2 separate regions of the Homo sapiens genome follow, and region 2 is linked to region 1. Evidence: chromatin loops called from intact Hi-C (ENCODE). Cell type or tissue: CD4-positive, alpha-beta T cell. All regions are shown on one strand. Links, peaks and the distances in the headings refer to the core of each region. The heading gives the core; the rest is flanking DNA. Region 1 has its middle 250 kb from the start of LINC00538. Region 2 has its middle 160 kb from the start of LINC00538.

What was found. A loop is a pair of places that touch in the nucleus more often than their neighbours do. Peaks named below come from ENCODE experiments on the same cell type or tissue, not always from the same donor. Only the 100,000 strongest peaks of a DNase experiment are listed, where the experiment ranks them.
Region 2: it touches region 1 in a loop (11-fold over the local background); 4 of 110 quality-filtered maps call a loop at or near these places.

The regions. Positions count from the first base shown.
Region 1 is chr1:213,666,954-213,675,290 of GRCh38, forward strand. It overlaps a transcript of RPS6KC1 not described here. Among named protein-coding and RNA genes, the nearest start is that of LINC00538, 250 kb to the right of the region's middle. RefSeq lists an enhancer at 3,391-3,920. In CD4-positive, alpha-beta T cell, for the core only: a CTCF peak has its summit at 3,418 (motif pointing right); a DNase peak (open chromatin) is centred at 3,538.
Region 2 is chr1:213,757,861-213,766,197 of GRCh38, forward strand. It overlaps a transcript of RPS6KC1 not described here. Among named protein-coding and RNA genes, the nearest start is that of LINC00538, 160 kb to the right of the region's middle. In CD4-positive, alpha-beta T cell, for the core only: no CTCF peak of the experiment used is centred there; a DNase peak (open chromatin) is centred at 4,371.

The sequences.
Region 1 (8,337 bases), core at 80-8,079:
AAAAGCTCAGACCCAAGACGTATGGAGGAGAAGCCTCTTCTTTGTTTTACAGGGTTCAAAGGGCTCACTCCTACCTGGTTTCATCAGTGAGGTGGGCAAACGAAACAGGTTTGTAAGTCACACCTTTATTGTTGGGCATGCTCAAGTTCCAGAAGCAACAAGTGACAGAACCAGGCCTGGAACCCAGGGCTTCCTGAAGGATCTTGTCACTGTACATATTGAGTAAAATACAAAAGAAAAAAAGAAGTTCTGTGAAGTTACAGCAGAGGGAAAATGGGAGGGAGTATAAATTCTTCTAATTTTTGCAAATTTTTATATATAGGCATACCTCAAAGACATTGCAAGCTTGGTTCCAGACCACAACAATAAAGTGACTATCATAATAAAGTGAAGCATGCACATTTTTTGGCTTCCCAGTACATATAAAAGTTATGTTTACACTATACTGTAGTCTATTAAGTATGACTTAATAGGAATAAGGCATTGTGTTTTTAAAAAATGTACATACCTTAATTAAAAATACTTTATTGCTAAAAAATGTTAACAATCATCTGAACCTTCAGCAGGTGGTAATCTTTTTGCTGGTGGAAGGTCTTGCCTTGACGTTGATGGTTGTTGACTAATCAGGGTGGTGACTGCTGAAGGTTAGGGTGGCTGTAGCAATTTCTTAAAATAGTACAGTGAAGTTTACCACATCTATTGACTCTGTCTTTCACAAAAGGTTTCTCTGTGGCATGTGATGCTGTTTGATAGCATTTTACCCACAGTAGAACTTCTGTCAAATTGGAGTCAATCCTCTCAAACCCTGTTGCTGCTGTATTGCCTATAATAAGTTTGTGGAATATTATAAATCCTCTGTCATCATTTTAACAATGTTCATAGCATCTTCACCAAGAGTAGATTCCATCTCAAGAAACCACGTTCTTTACTCATCCATAGGAAGCAATTTTTCACCTGTTCAAGTTTTACCACAAGATTGCAGCAATTCAGTCCCATCTTCAGGGTCTACTTCTAATTCTAGTTCTCTTGCTATTTCTACTACATCTGCGTTGACTTTGTCCACTGAAGTCTTGAGTCCCTCAAAATCATCTATGAGCATTGGAATCTACTTCTTCCAAACTCCTGTTGATATGGATATTTTGACCTCTTGCCATGAATCACAAATGTCCTTAATGGCATCTAACATGGTGAATCCTTTCCAGAAGGTTTTCAATTTACTTTGCCCAGATCCATCAGAGGAATCACTATTTATGACAGCTAAAGCCTTACAAAATATGTTTTTTAAATAATAAGACTTGAAAGTTGAAATGACTCCTTGATTCATGGGCTGCAGAATGTTTTAGCAGGCATGGAAACAATATCCATCTTGTATATCTCCATCAGCTTTCCGGTGACAAGGTGCATTGTCAATGAGCAGCAATCTTCTGAAAGAACCTTCCCCCCGCCGCACCACCCCCACCCCCACCCCGAGGAGTAGGTCTTAATAGTGTGCTTAAAATATTCAGTAAACCATGCTGTAGACAGGTATGCTGTCATCCAGGCTTTGTTGTTCCATTTTAGAGCACAGGCAGAGAAGATTTAACATAATTCTCAAGGGCCCTAGGATTTTCAGAACGATCAGTGAGCATTGGCTTCTACTTAAAGTTACAAGCTACATTAGCCCCTAACAAGAGATCCAGCCTATCTTTTGAAGCTTTCAAACCATGCATTGACTTCTCCTCTATAGTTATGGAAGTCCTAGATAGCATCTTCTTCTAATAGAAGGCTGTTTTGCCTCCATTGAAAATCTATTGTTTAGTGCAGCTACCTTCATCAATGATCCTAGTTAGATCTTCTGGATAACTTGCAGCAGTTTCTATATCAACACTTGCTGCCTCTTTTTGCACCTTTATGATATTAAGACAGCTTATTTCCTTAACCTCATGAACCAACCTCTGCTGGCTTCTAACTTTTCTTCTGCAGCTTCCTCACCTCTCTCAGACTTCACAGAATTGAAGAGAGCTAGGGGCTTGTTCTGTATTTGCCTTTGGCTTAAGGGAACATTATGGCTTTTTTGATTTTCTATATAGACCACTCAAACTTTCTTCATATCAGCAATAGGGCTGTTTTGCTTTCTTATCATTCATGTGTTCACTGGAGTTGTGCTTTTAATTTCCTTCAAGAACTTTTCCTTTGCATTCACAACTTGGCTCTTTGGCCCAAGAGGCCTAGCTTTTGGTTTATTGTGGCTTTCAACATGCCTTCCTTACTAAGCTTAATCGTTCTATCTTTTGATTTAAAGTGAAAGACATGTTACTCTTCCTTTCACTTGAACACCTAGAGGCAATTGTGGTGTTATTAATTGGCCTAATGTCAGTACTGTTGTTTTTAGGGAATAGGGAGGACTGAGGCGAGGGGAGAGAGAAAGGGGGGTGGCCAGTGGGCAGAGTGGTCGCAACACACACGTTTATTGATTGAGTTCACCATCTTATATAAGTACAGTTTGTGGTGTCCCAAACCAATTATAGTAATAACATCAAAGATCACTGATCACAGATCACCATAACAGATGTACTAATAATTAAAAAGTTTGAAACATTGTGAGAATTACCAAAATGTTACACAGAGGCACAAAGTGAGCACACGATGTTGAAAAATGGCACCGATAGACTTGTTTGGTGCGGTTGCCACAAATCTTCAATCTGTAAAAAACACAATGTCCGTAAAACGCAATAAAGCAGAGAGCAATAAAATGAGGTTTGCCCATCATTCACCTTATTTGATTTATCCTATGGTACAAGCAGACAGGTTTGATTACAGAAGCAGTTCAGAAAGTTTGTGTAATTTGTTCAAGATTCCGACCGCTGATACATGGGACAGCCAAGACCAGAATTCAATTCTTCTAACTCCCAAGTGCAGTACTGTGTTGCTTTGGAGTCTGAAACCCTATAAGGTTCACACTTTTCTCAGCCCAGTCTGGCCCTCCCCTGGAATGCCTGTCTGGGGTCTTCCAGCCTCACCTAGGGATCCTGTGGAATGGTCAGTGGAGTACAGGGAAAGGAGTCTAATGTTGTGTTATTATCCTGGCTCTGCAGTCCCAAATTGCTCAGGAAACTTTTTATGGGTTTTAGTTTTGTCATCTGCAAAATGAAGCAGGTATTATGCACCCACTCCATCCTACAGGGGGCATTGAAGGCTCCAGGGCAGGAGTGTGCAAATCCTTCGAGGAGGTCCCTGTGCTGTTCCTGTAGGTGAGAGAGGCTTCCCATTTTCTGTTATTTCAACTCATCTGCCCTTAACAGTGGATGCTGTCCTCAGCCCCAAGCCAGAGGGAGGAGGCTGTGCCAGTCTGTGGGATCTGGGCTACTGCTCACTTGGGAGCCCTTTTGGCCAGCCTGTTTTCGTTGACTGTCCCAGGCAGCCTGCCTAGGGGCCTGTTTTGCTGGAAGAATGAGCAGTAGGGGGAAGAGCAGCTCCACAGGTGAGCAACAGAGACAGCTAGCTCAGAGCCTTTAAAATGAAAGTGTTCTCTTGAGAGTGTGCAAAGATCTGATTTGTGATAGATCAAAGTCAGGAAATGCATCACTCCTCCAGAATCAAAGGCTCCTTGCTCTCAGGAACAGACAGCAAAGATTCCTCTTGCAAGAAGAGCTAAGCATAACAATAGAGAGTGGCTGCCACCCTCCCCCAGGCCAGGATAGGGGCCTGGCTGTGTTGACAAACATCTGCACCTGGGCTGCACCTGCCAGGCAAGGACTGACCTGGAAGCTGCAAAGTGCACCTGCTCTTCTGATTTCCTGTTGTTCATCGGTGGTGGGGACAGGTTCCACTGAACCTTGAATATCCCTCCTTTCTCCATTTGGGGATTGGCTGAGGATGTGGCAGGGCTGGTCAGCCTCCAGTTCCAGCACTTCTACTCATTTCCTCTGTGACCTTGGGAAAGACCCTAGCTCAATTAGGTTTCCTCAACAGTCTTGTGGCTTCAGATCTTCTGTTTTATTCCCTCTCAGGGGTTTGGTGAGGGGTTCCATCCTGAGCTTCAGTCAGGACAATGGGTGGGGGATTTGCTCTGTGATCAGGAAGGAGCCATTCATGTGGCTTTGACCAGAAAGCACAGAAAAGAAGGGAGAACACCCAAGCCTTCCACAGCACTCGGTTCCAACCAGACTTTTTTATTCATCAGTGAAGTTTTATTCATCCATCCATTGATGGACACCTAGGTTATTGTAGTATACATACACAATGGAATAGTATTCAGCCTTAAAAACAGGAAATTTTGTTATTTGCAATAACATGGATTAACCCAGAGGCCACTATATTAAGTGAACTAAGCCAGGCACAAAGAGACAAATACCACATGATCTCACATATATGTGGAAATTTAAAAAGTCAAACTCTTAGAAGTAGAGAGCAGAATGGTGTTTACCAGGGGCTGGGGTGGGGAGGTGGAGGGGAACGGGGAGATGTTGGTCAGTGGGTATAAAGTTTCAGTTACACAGGAGGAGTTTTGGTGATTTATTTCACAGTATGTTGGCTACAGGTAAGAACAATGCATTGAATATTTCAAACAAGCTACAAAATAGGATTTAAAACCTTCCCATCACAAAGAAATGATACGAGGCGGGCATATCACTTGAGATCAGGAGTTCAAGACCAGCCTGGCCAACATGGCGAAATGCCATCTCTACTAAAAATACAAAAGTTAGCTGGGCATGGTGGCGCATGCCTGTAATCCCAGCTACTCGGAAGACTAAGGCAGAAGAATCGCTTGAACCTGGGAGGTGGAGGTTGCAGTGAGCAGAGATCGTGCCACTGCACTCTAGCCTGGGCAACAGAGGGAGAATCTGTCTTAACAACAACAACAACAACAAGAAAACAAAAACAAAGAAATGATAACTATTCAAGGGGATGGATATACTAATTAACCTGATTTGATTATTTCACAGTGTATATAAGTATTGAAACATCACCTGTGCCCCATAAATATATATGATTATTGCTTGTCTATTAAAAATAAAGCTAAAAAAAAAAAGAAAATTGAGGCTAGCAAGAGTGATGGTCCTTGGCTCTCCACCCCAACCCTACCCACACAGGTCACTTTAGCCACATTCATTCTTACTTCTACTATCCAAGGATAGGTTGTTCCTTCTCTTCCTCAAAGCTTCCAGGATGCTCTGGACTGTACTCTATCCCATATCTCCAAAACCTTGTCCCACTGGTTGTATTCAACCTCTTGCCCGCCTGGTGAGCCTTCCTTTCGGCCTGGGAACATACTCAACACATCCTCTCCTATAAATGAAGCAAACTGAAACTCTTCTCCACACCCATATTTGGCCACAACCTGATCTCTTTTCTCCCTTTCTCATCCACTCTTGAAAGCCTTGTCCATATTCTGGGCCTCCATTTCTGTATTTCACATTTTCAAACACATTTCAATCTGATTCCAGCCTTCACTGCTCTACTGAAACTTCTCTTGAAAAAATCACTGGAAAATCTTAATTGCCAAGTTCAAATCTTTACCATAGAGGACCTGTTTGCTGAAAGTGAGACAGTGAAAATGCCATTCTACTTCAGATGTTAGATTATCTTAGCCTCTGTGATTCCATGCACCTTTGGCCTTCCTGCTATGTCTCTTATTACCCCTTTATCTCCTCTGTGGGGACCTCTTCTATGCACTCATAAAATTCATCATTCTAGAGTTTTACTCTACACTCTTTTATCATCTAGCCTTATCCACTCTGAGTGTTTCAACTCCCACATATAAACTAATAATTTTCAAATCATTATTTTCGGTCCAGAGCTTTCCCCTGAGCTTCACACTTGCATAACCAACAGTGGGCTAGATGTTTTTACCTGGATGGACCATTCAGCATATCCAATACTAAACTCGTCATCTCATCCCTGTACGTTTTCTTCACCATTTCCAATCTCAGTTGCTGGCATTTCCATCCATCTCAGGTTCCCATCAGGCCAGAAACCTGAGAAACATCTCCCTCCACCCAAGTGCCTCCAGTTGTACCTTATAAGAAAAATTATCAAAATCTGTCCCATCTTCACTATCTTTCCTACCCCAAACTCTGGGAAAAGAGATAGAGTTCTACATGGGAGGGCTTTTGAGGCTCCACGCTAAGAATATGTCATAGACCTGAAGCTACTAAGACCGAAGTTTCCATGTGACTCTGATTTAGAGCCTCTGAGCAGGGTGGACAGCAACTGGGATTCATACAGATCCATAAACATGGATCAGCAGCTCAGTGAGATGTCCCACACTATTATTCCCAATGGAAACAATTTCTTCTACTTCCCAGCTGTCAGGAGATAAGCTGGAATAAGTCAGGAGTAGTTAAGTTGTCTCTGGATAACACACAATCAGATATTCTAAAAGACAGTGGATTCAATTGCTTCTCCAAGGAACTGCCTAGACTTTCACTGTTGGTAAACCTAATCAGGGCTGAAGAGAAAAAAGAGGTGAATTTGTCAGCCAGATGTACAGAACTCAGGTTAGAGATACTGCAGTGGACGTTAGCAGCTGGAAGTGATGATGGTTTCACTCCACAACTTGAAGACACATCCCTGACAGGTGTGATCCCAGAGCATGAAATAAGTGTTCCCTGATCAAGGTCAGGAACTCCTACAAGCACTATCTATAGAAATTCTGAGGCCACAGTGCCTATCCCAAGACCAGATATAGGGCCTCAAAGAGAGAGAAGTACTTTTTAGTACTAAGGGAAATTTTCTGCCTGTATTATGTGGTTTCAGAATGTCCTGGAAAACCTTCTCCCTCTTAAGCCTATAGCTCCATTAGAATAGCCCTCTACCATTTAGTGTGAATTGGGTTTGTTTTTTTCCTTTCTTCAATCTTATCCCTTTCTTTTAAAAAATAATTATTCTTTCTTTTTTAGTCATTTCAATTTGTCTTTTTGATTCAGGGGGTACATGTATAGGTTTGTTACATTGGTATATTGCATGATGCTGAGGTTTGAGATATGAGTGATCCCATCTCTTAAATAGGGAGCATAGTACCCAGTAGTTTTTCAACTCTTGACCCTTTCTCTCCCTACCCCTTCTGGCAGCCCCCAGTGTCTATTGTACCATTTTTTTTTTGAGACAGAGTCTCGCTATGTTGCCCAGGTTGGAGTGCAGTGGCATGATCTCAGCTCACTGCAACCTTGGCTTCCTAGGGTCAAGTGATTCTCTTACCTCAGTCTCCCGAGTAGCTGGGACTACAGGTACATGCCACCACGCCTGGCTACTTTTTGTATTTTTAGTGGAGACAGGGTTTTGCCATGTTGGCCAGACTGGTCTTGAACTCCTAATCTCAGGTGGTCCACCCACCTCAGCCTCCCAAAGTCCTAGGATTACAGGCATGAGCCACTGCACCTGGCTTGTACCATCTTTATGTTTATGAGTACCCAATGTTTAGCTCCCACTTTTAAGTGAGAATATATAGTGTTTGGTGTTCTGTTCCTATATTAGTGTGCTTAGGATAATGGCCTTAGGATAATGACTCCATCCATGTTGATGCAGAGGACATGATTTTATTCTTTTTATGGCTATGTAGTATTCCATTGTGTATATATACACCACATTTTCTTATCCAATCCACTACTGATGAATGGCATCTAGGTTGATTCCATGACTTCGCTATTGTAAATAGTGCTGTGATGAACATACAAATGCCTGTGTCTTTTTGGTAGAACAGTTTATTTTCTTTTGGATATAAACCCAGTAATGGGATTGCTGGGTTGAATGGTAGTTATATTTTACTTCTCCAGACTGTTTTCCCCAGGGGCTGAACTAATTTACATTCCCACCAACAGTGCATAAGCATTCCCTTTTTCTCTGAAGGCTTGCCAGCATCTGCTTTATCTTTTTTTTAACTTTTTAATAATAGCCATTCAGACTGGTATAAGATGGTATCTCATTGTGGTTCTGATTTTCATTTCTCTGATGATTTGTGATGTGAGGCATCTTTTCATGTTTGTTAGCCACTTGTATGTCTTCTTTTGAGAAGTGTCTGTTCGTGTCCTTTGCCCATTTTTTAATGGGGTTTCCTGTTTTTTGCTTGCTGAATTGTTTAAGTTCCTTATAGATTCTGGGTATTAGACCTTTGTTGGTTGCATTGTTTGCAAATATTTTCTCTCATTCTGCAGGTTGTCTGTCTACTCTGTTGATAGTTACTTTCTTTGGCTGAGCAGAAGCTCTTAAAATCTTTAAGCTCTTTAGGTTCCACTTGTCAATATTTGGTTTTGTTGCAATTGCTTTTGAGAACTTAGTCATAAATTCTTTCCAAAGGCCAATGCAAAGACTTTCTCTTAGCACCTGTCACATGCTGCTCTAATTGTTGGTTATCATTCT
Region 2 (8,337 bases), core at 247-8,246, 91 kb after region 1:
TGAAAATCATAGGGCCCTTAAGAATGATGCTAAATATACTCTGCTTGTGCTCTATCAATGGAGCTACAGAGCCTGGATGACAGCACATCTGTTTTCAGCATGGTTAACTCAATATTTTGAGCCCACTGTTGAGACCTACTTTTTAGAATAAAATATTTTTAATACTGCTCATTGACAATGCACCTGGCCACCCAAGAACTCTGATGGAGATGTACAAGGAGATGAATGTTGTTTCATGTTTGATAACACAACATCCATTCTGCCCATGAATCAAAGAGCAATTTAGACTTTCAAGTCTTATTATTTAAGAAAAACATTTTATAAGGCTATAACTCCCATAGATAGTGATTCCTCTGATGGATCTTGACAAAGTAAACTGAAAATCCTCTGGAAAGAATTTATCATTCTAGGTGCCATTAAAAATATTTGTGATTCAGCAGGGCATGGTGGCTCACACCTGTAATCCCAGCACTTTGGGAAGCTGAGAAGGGAAGATCACCTGAGGTCAGGAGTTCGAGACCAGCCTGGACAACATGGTAAAACCCTGTCTCTACTAAAACTATAAAAATTAGCTGGGTATGGTGGTGCACATCTGTGATCCCAGCTACTCAGGAGGCTGAGGCAGGAGAATCACTTGAACCCGGGAGGCGGAAGTTGCAGTAAGCCGAGACCACACCACTACACCCCAGCCTGGGTGGACAGAATGAGACTCTGTCTCAAAAAAAAAAAAAAAATGTGATTCATGATTCATGAAAGGAGGTCAAAATATCCACATTAACAGGGCTTTGGAAGAGATTGATTCCAAACTTCATGAATGACTTTGAGGAGTTCAGGACCTCAGTGGAGGAAGTAACAGCAGATGTGAAAATAGCAAGATAACTAGAATTAGAAGTGGAGCCTGAAGATGGGACTGAATTGCTGCAATCTCGTGGTAAAACTTGAATGAATAAGGAGTTGCTTTTTATGAATGAGCAAAGAAAGTGGCTTCTTGAGATGGAATCTACTCCTGGTGAAGATGCTGTGAACATTGTTGAGCTGACAACAAAAGATTTAGAATATTTGTTCTATAAACTTAGTTGATAAGGCAGTGGTAGGGCTTGAGAGGATTGACTCCAATTTTGACAGAAGCTCTACTGTGCATAAAATGCTATCAAACAGCATCACATGCTACAGAGACTCTTTTGTGAAAGGAAAGTCCATTGGTGCAGCGAACTTCACTGTTGTCTTATTTTAAGAAATTGTCATAGCCACCCCAGCCTTCAGCAACCACCACCCTGATCAGTCAGCAGCCATCAACATGGAGGCAAGACCCTTCACCAGCAAAAAGATTATGACTTGCTGAAGACTCAGAGGATCATTAGCAGTTTTTTTTTATCAGTAAAGTATTTTTGATTAAGTTATGAGCATTGTTCCTTAGCCATAATGCTATTGCACACTTAATAGACTACAGTATAGTATAAATACAACTTTTATATGCACTGGAAAATCAAAAAGTTCATGTGACTTGCTTTATTGTGATACTTGCTTCATTGCAATGGTCTGGAACTGAACCTGCAATTTCTTCAACATATGCCTGTAATTCTTTATATATTTCTGTTTCATTTACTCATTATCTCATTCACTATGGGCCACCCTAACCATGCATGGCCACGTGCCATTATTTCCATGTCACAGATGTGAAGACTGAGGCTGAGGGATTAAACAACTTGCTGAAGCTCACACAGCCAGTAAAAGGGCTTAAACCCTGTCTGGTAAGTGCACATCACCTCTGTCCTCAGCCCCCAGTACTCAGTGGCCTGGCCTACTCTGTCCTGTCTTCTTCCCACAGACCTGTCAGCCCAGCCTCCGCAGCTGTAGATCCTTACCCACCATGTGGGAGGCAATGGTCCTTAGGACCCAGGGATTTCCCCTAAGGTACTTTAGCTCTGTCAGTATTGTGAGTGGGCAAAATGCCAGTGATCAAGGCTCCATCTTCCCCTCCCATGTCCTCTAGCAAGCCCCCTCCTTCTCCCTCACCTAGCACAGAGCCAATGCACTCCCAGTAAATTCAGTGTTTTTCCATTCCAGTGAGTGCAGCCTTTACTTTGATTTGGGTGCAAGCAGCTGCAGGTGCCTCAAGTCATCATGTGCTCTCTTTCCCCCTCGTTCCCTGCAATGTCATCCATGTTTACTTGCTGCTCTGGACTTTAGATTCTGTCAGCATGCCAGTCGGTGGGGCCGCCAGGCACCACAGCTGACAGTCAAATCTGTGATGCCGAATCCTTCTTCTGGAAAAAAGGGCTAAAGAGGTTAATACACTCAAGTCAGGATAAACACACCAGCTGTTAGAGTTTCTAATATTTAATATCATTATCAAATAAATAACTCAGGAAGAAATCACACACATACATACACACACACCACAAACACCCACAGCCGCTGCTTCATTTACAGTGGTTAAAAAAGAATATTCATAAATTATCTTAAAAGCCTCCACAATGGAGTAATGGTTGGGACACAATTAGGGAACATTTGCATATATGCTGCTGCCGGTCCCTGCCCAGAGACATCCTCCCCCAGGTCAGCCCTGGAGAGAGAAACTGGGGGAGCAGGAGGAAGGAATATGAGTTCACAACTATAGGCTTCCCTCTTGATCTGGTAAGATCTCAGCTCAGGCAAGCTTTGCTTCTGCTTTCAATGGCAGATTTCCCTCTGTTAAAAAAACATACCACACTTCTGTCTACCTACACAATTCAAGATAAATTCGTTTTGTTTCAGGAAAATATGTATTCAGACAAACAACATTAGTAATCAGTTTTGTGGATAATGGATTATTTAACTGACCAGTAAATAGTGTTTTGTTGTTGTTTACTCTTCAATCTACTTTGTGTGTAGATATTAGCCAGATCTTGTAGATCTAGCCTTCTGATTCCCTAAACACTAATACTAAGGCTGAGCAGGACAGAATTTTAACAGCCTGTTAACTGTGTCAGGAAAGTGTGAGTCTACTTTTTTTTTTTTTTTTTTTGCCTCAGCTCACTGGCTGCTGTTCACCTGGGCTAAAGGAACAGAAAATGATGATCATCGCATTTGGGGGGAAAATGAACATGGGCTAATTTTTTTTTTAAGGCTCCAACAAAATGTTTTCCAGGTCACAAAGCATGGAACAAAATGAGCTCCATATCTAGTTTATGTTGTATATTATAAGGGAAGCTGGTCTCGGTGACTCTGTTAAGGTTCCATGAGCATTTTTTGAGATAAAGCCTTCATTCCAAGGGGCCAGGGTTGAGCTATTTCCCTTCTCATCAAGCAAAAACCTGGCATCCCGTTTGTCTGTCCAGATGTATTTTTGTTTGGGTTTTTACGCTGTTTGATTGAGATCAAGTCATGAATTTCTGCTCTCTGGATGGGCAGAGGAATGACAATTTATGAAGTCTGAGGATGCATGTTGTTTAGCTCAAAAGCACAGCCAGATGAATTTTGGTGACAGGAAATGCTGCACTGCGTGGCCACAGCAGCCAATATCTGGGGCAATTTCTCTTTTACAGACTTTTGAAAATCAGAGCAGGAGGATATAGTTTTAATAATCTCTCATAACTGGGGCTGTAATGGGTGGGATGGATCAGATGGAAAGGATTCCAATAATTTAAATAGGACTTTGTTCTATAAGACTTCCATCATAATTGTCCTGTTGACATTGTATCTGTGCAAAGGCTTACAGTGATGACTGCACTGTCCACACACTTTCCATTTAATGCTAGGAATGGCGGACAGGCAAATGGCTTCTGCCTTTCAGTCTTTGAGCTTCCAAATGGCTCAGTGCCTCCTTTGCTCACTCAGACATCTTCTAGGTGCCCAGCCAGGTTCCTGGGTTCTTCAAACGAGTTTTTCAAGTGTGTAGAAAATATGCAGCCAGGTGGCAGGGATGAAGGCAAGAAGAATGAGTCTCTCCAGACCCCTGGGGACACCCAGTGGGTGAAAAGGTGTCTCAGAGCTGCTCAGTGGTGGGTTGAGGGTGTTATTAGAGGGATGGAACCATGTCTGAAGTTGGGGGTGTTGGCTGGAGTTTAGATCTTTGATTATTTTTCTATTCAGATATATCTAGATTTGATAAAGTGAGACGAAAATGATTGTTAGAGTCATGAGGATGAAAAAGAATGAAGAGCAAAATGGTGGGTGGGAGAAAGGGAGAGGGAAAGGGGAGGAGGAAAAGAGGAGAAAAGGAAGAAAGAGGGAAAGGGAGAGAGAGGGAGGGAAGGAAGGAAGGATGACGAAAACCAAACTCAGTTCTCAAAGTCAGAGGTGCGCTGTCTCGGGCAGGGACTCTGCCTTGCATAAGCAGTGCCCTCTGCCTAGCGTGCTTTTCACCCTTTTGCACATCAAAAGCTCCTCCTCATGTCTGAGTCACAGATCAAGCCTTCCTGACAACTCAGCACAGAGTTTAGTGCACCCCTCTCCCCTCTGCCTCATTTCCTTTCTGCACTACGCTGTTTCTCTTTGCCTTTCTGTCTTCCGGAGGAAGGGAAACACATCTTTACTTCACAGCTTCCCCCAGCATCCTGGGCCATTCTGGGTTCCCATAAATGTTGTTGAATGAATGAATGAAAATAAGAAAAGTGAACGATGACTAGAGATGCATCAAATACTAGTGTAAATCCAAGAACTCTCCTATAATAAAGAAATTTAATTTCAATTAGATGCATTTGTGATCATTTGCTAATAACAATAGAAATAAAAATGTTGTAAGAATAAGTCAAATATGTGGTGCAGATGGTCACTCTCAAGAGATTTCTTTCCATGCTAATAATAGATGTTTATAATGCCCTTTCTAAGAATAGAAAATACCTGTCATTCATATTAAAATATAAAATTAATTGTATGCTATTAACAAGCTTATGAGCTGTGTGAGGACCTTTTTTGAACAAATACACACACAAGTATTTAAGATAACCCAGGCTTAACTAAGTAGGGAACTAGACAAATGTATAGTTTGAGAGCCATTAACCTAAAAGTAATTTTTTTACGTTTTTTTTTTTTTTTGAGACGGAGTCTCTCCCTGTCGCCCAGACTGGAGTGCAGTGGCATGATCTCAGCTTACTACAACCTCTGCCTCCCAGGTTCAAGCAATTCTGCCTTAGCCTCCCAAGTAGCTGGGATTACAGGCACCCGCCACCATGCCCGGCTAATTTTTGTATTTTTAGTAGAGACAGGATTTCACCATGTTGGCCAGGCTGGTCTCAAACTCCTGACCTCAGGTGATCCACCTGCCTTGGCCTCCCAAAGTTCTGGGATTATAGGTGTGGGCCACTGAGCCTGGCCTTAAGGGTAATTTTTGCTTTTGTTTTCCCATCTCAGTGACGAAGCTGCCTCTGGGAGTTCTTTGTACTGACCAGGTCAGCCCAAAAAACAGGAACCAAACGACGAGAGTCCCTTCATTTCTATCAAACTTTCACTTCCTTCCCCTCTTAGCACCTGACTTGATTCCCAGGAGACCCTTCCAAGATGAGGAAGGAACTGACTTTCCCTTTCCCTGATGGGAATACAGGAGTCCAGCGAGCTGATGGCACTTGCCCAAGGCAGGTGCTACAGAAGACCTAACTCATCCTCTAGTCTGCTGCTGCCAGGAAAAGGGTAACATGGACCCAAGGTCAATTCCGAGCAGGAAGAGCTCTATTCATGGGACCTGGTCCTTGACTCTACCTTCCAGGATGTGAAAAGCTGTAAAAAGGGGATGCTGAGCAGCTTTTCTGATTATCTTCAGGGTAATAAAGAAGAAAGGGAATTAAACAGAAGGATTAAAAATTAAACACCACAAAAAACTTCTGGTTGCTAGGATGGTTTTTAAAACTGGAATAAACGAGTAAGATTCTTAGCGAGTTGAACTCTGCCACAATGATTTTCTTCCATAGAATTACAAATGTCTTAGGCTCCTTAGTGCTGATTTGCACTTCTTAATTCCCAACTCCAGGCAGGTGATGGGCAAGCAGGCACAGGAGCCTTCACTCTGAATTCCCAGCATCCCAACAGTTTAAGCCCCATGCTTTATTTATGTGAATTTTATCTTCATGTAGACATTTTGCTCTCCTTGCTGGAGAAGGTGGTTTCCCCAAACTGCTGCGAATGTTCCTTCTCTGTATATTTTATTCATACGAATCCGTTATTGGCCCATCCCTTCCTGAAAGAGCTGAAATTTGCCCTTGAGGCATCAGATGGAGTAGTCAGATTGTCAAATGTGTCCCCTAATTGAAGTGAACATTGGCACAATATTTGTCGACTGGAAATAAACAGCCCCAGTGAAGTAGCAGGTTTATCACCTTCATGCACTTGTTCAGGTCTTGCTGAGAGTTGACGGAAACACGCAGAGAGAGAAGCTATTTCTCCAGGAAATGAAAACTTTGGCGGATCAGGGGAAAGGGATCTTTCTTAGACTTTGAATCTCCTAAAGCCAAGAACAGTGGCCCAGGGCAGTCAGCAGGGCAGTCAGCAAGGTGAATTTCAGCACTCCTCTGCTGTCCTTTCTTCTCCTGCTCCCTTCAGGGGGCCTCTTCCTCCAGCACCCAAGGGCCCAGGATCAGCCTGCTTTCTCTCCTCCATCAGACCCTCTTTTAGGTTGTCCCTGCTATCAGAGTGTAAGGAACAAAAGATACAGGTGAGATGAAGTTCAGAAAGAGACTCAAATGACCTCCTCTGTCTCTTCCCAATGCCTCATGAATCCTACAACCTCAGAAGCTCTAGTTCTGTGATACCATTCCAGCTGGCATTGGCCTCAGTCCTCCTCTGCCACATGGATGCCTCTGACAGCTTTTCAGTGGACGCTCTTGGGGACAGGGAGTCAGGGAGTCAATGCAAAGCCTTGAAAAAGGCAACCCCAGGTGCAAGCTGGAGTGTTGGTTCCTCTCAAGGTCATATCCTGGAGCAAGCAAGTGGAAGGGACCAAGCCATGCCTGAAGCTGAAAACCCTGCCTCTTCAAGAAAGGTTCCAAAAAATTAGAAGGGCGAGTGTCTTTCTCCAGTCTTGGTCAAGTCAGGCTTGCCCCTCTCACCACTTTCTTACTCCTCAAGAGACCAGTCAGAAGCAGTCCATTTCCTTCCATGAAATCTCCCTATAGGGGGCAGGGGTGGGGTGTCTCTCTCACCATCCATTCTCCATGGCCTTTCCAGGATCTATTCCAGCAAGTTTTCAGGCTTCTGTGGCAGGCCTAGGCCACCAGCCCTTGGACACCCTCTCCACAGCCACCGAGGGAAGTGGTCATCCTGGTGCACCAAGCTCCTTTCAGAGAGATGGTGGATCCCAACCCTGTTTAAGTCTGGATGCAGGAGCAGGCCTGAAAATACTGACAAACACCATAAACTTCCTTGGCCTTCTTGGGCGGTGACTGTTTTTTCTCCACTCCCTTTCTGATTAGGGAGAAAAGATGTAGGGAGAGATGGAGACAGAACAATTCCATAGCGCCCCTAAGAAGGCATCTCTACTCCAATCCCTCTCCGGGGAAAAAGACAGGAATCTCATCTCTAAGTTCCCTTTAACTCACCCTCATAAAACAGGTTGTGACCTCTCCCACCTCCAGTCAGGGCTAGGAGCTCCACTTGTTAGGGCATTGCCAGCTCTTCTCCCTCCTAGCACTTCCCTTAGATTTGAAACGGTCTGCTAATGAGTCTGCCCAGGGCCATTGAATTAGATCCTCTTGAAGGCAAAGGTATTGCTTTCATGACTGCATCTCTGGCCCCCAGTACAGCTCTGTCATAGACTCATAATATTTGTTGAACCGCAAAACTTCCCCCAACTCAATAGGCAAATAAACGTCAGGCACATAAGGCCACTCCTCCCTCTTTCCCAAGTCCTTACCCACTCTACCCTCGCCAGCCCCTCTCCCTACTACTCCCCTCCACCCTTCCACCAACCCACACCTGTAGCAGAATAAGTAACCCAAGTCAGCTGCACTAAGAAACTGGAAACCATTCCCTATCACCAACTTTTAGAAACACTATAAAAAAATTTTTATAATATCATTTTGTGGTTTTTATACTTTACTGTAAGTTATTTGTTCTTCACATTAATTTAAACCAAGTGATGATGGGGGTAGGACACTGTAGAGTTTCTGTATTTTAAGCTTGATCTCTACCTGTGGATTGATGGCTTTGTTTTGTTTTTAGGAATTCTCAGCCTAAGTGGACAGATTAGGAAGCTTGGGGGAAGTATTTTGGAGGTGGGGATATTTTAAAATTCAATCCATAATGTTAGCAAGTAGACAGCAACCTAGTAGGTTTAAGTGTTAGACCAGATCTGTAGCTAATAGTATCCAACTTCCCAACGTGTCTTTCTGGGGATGAAATGGCATTTGTAGAAGCCCAGCGTTT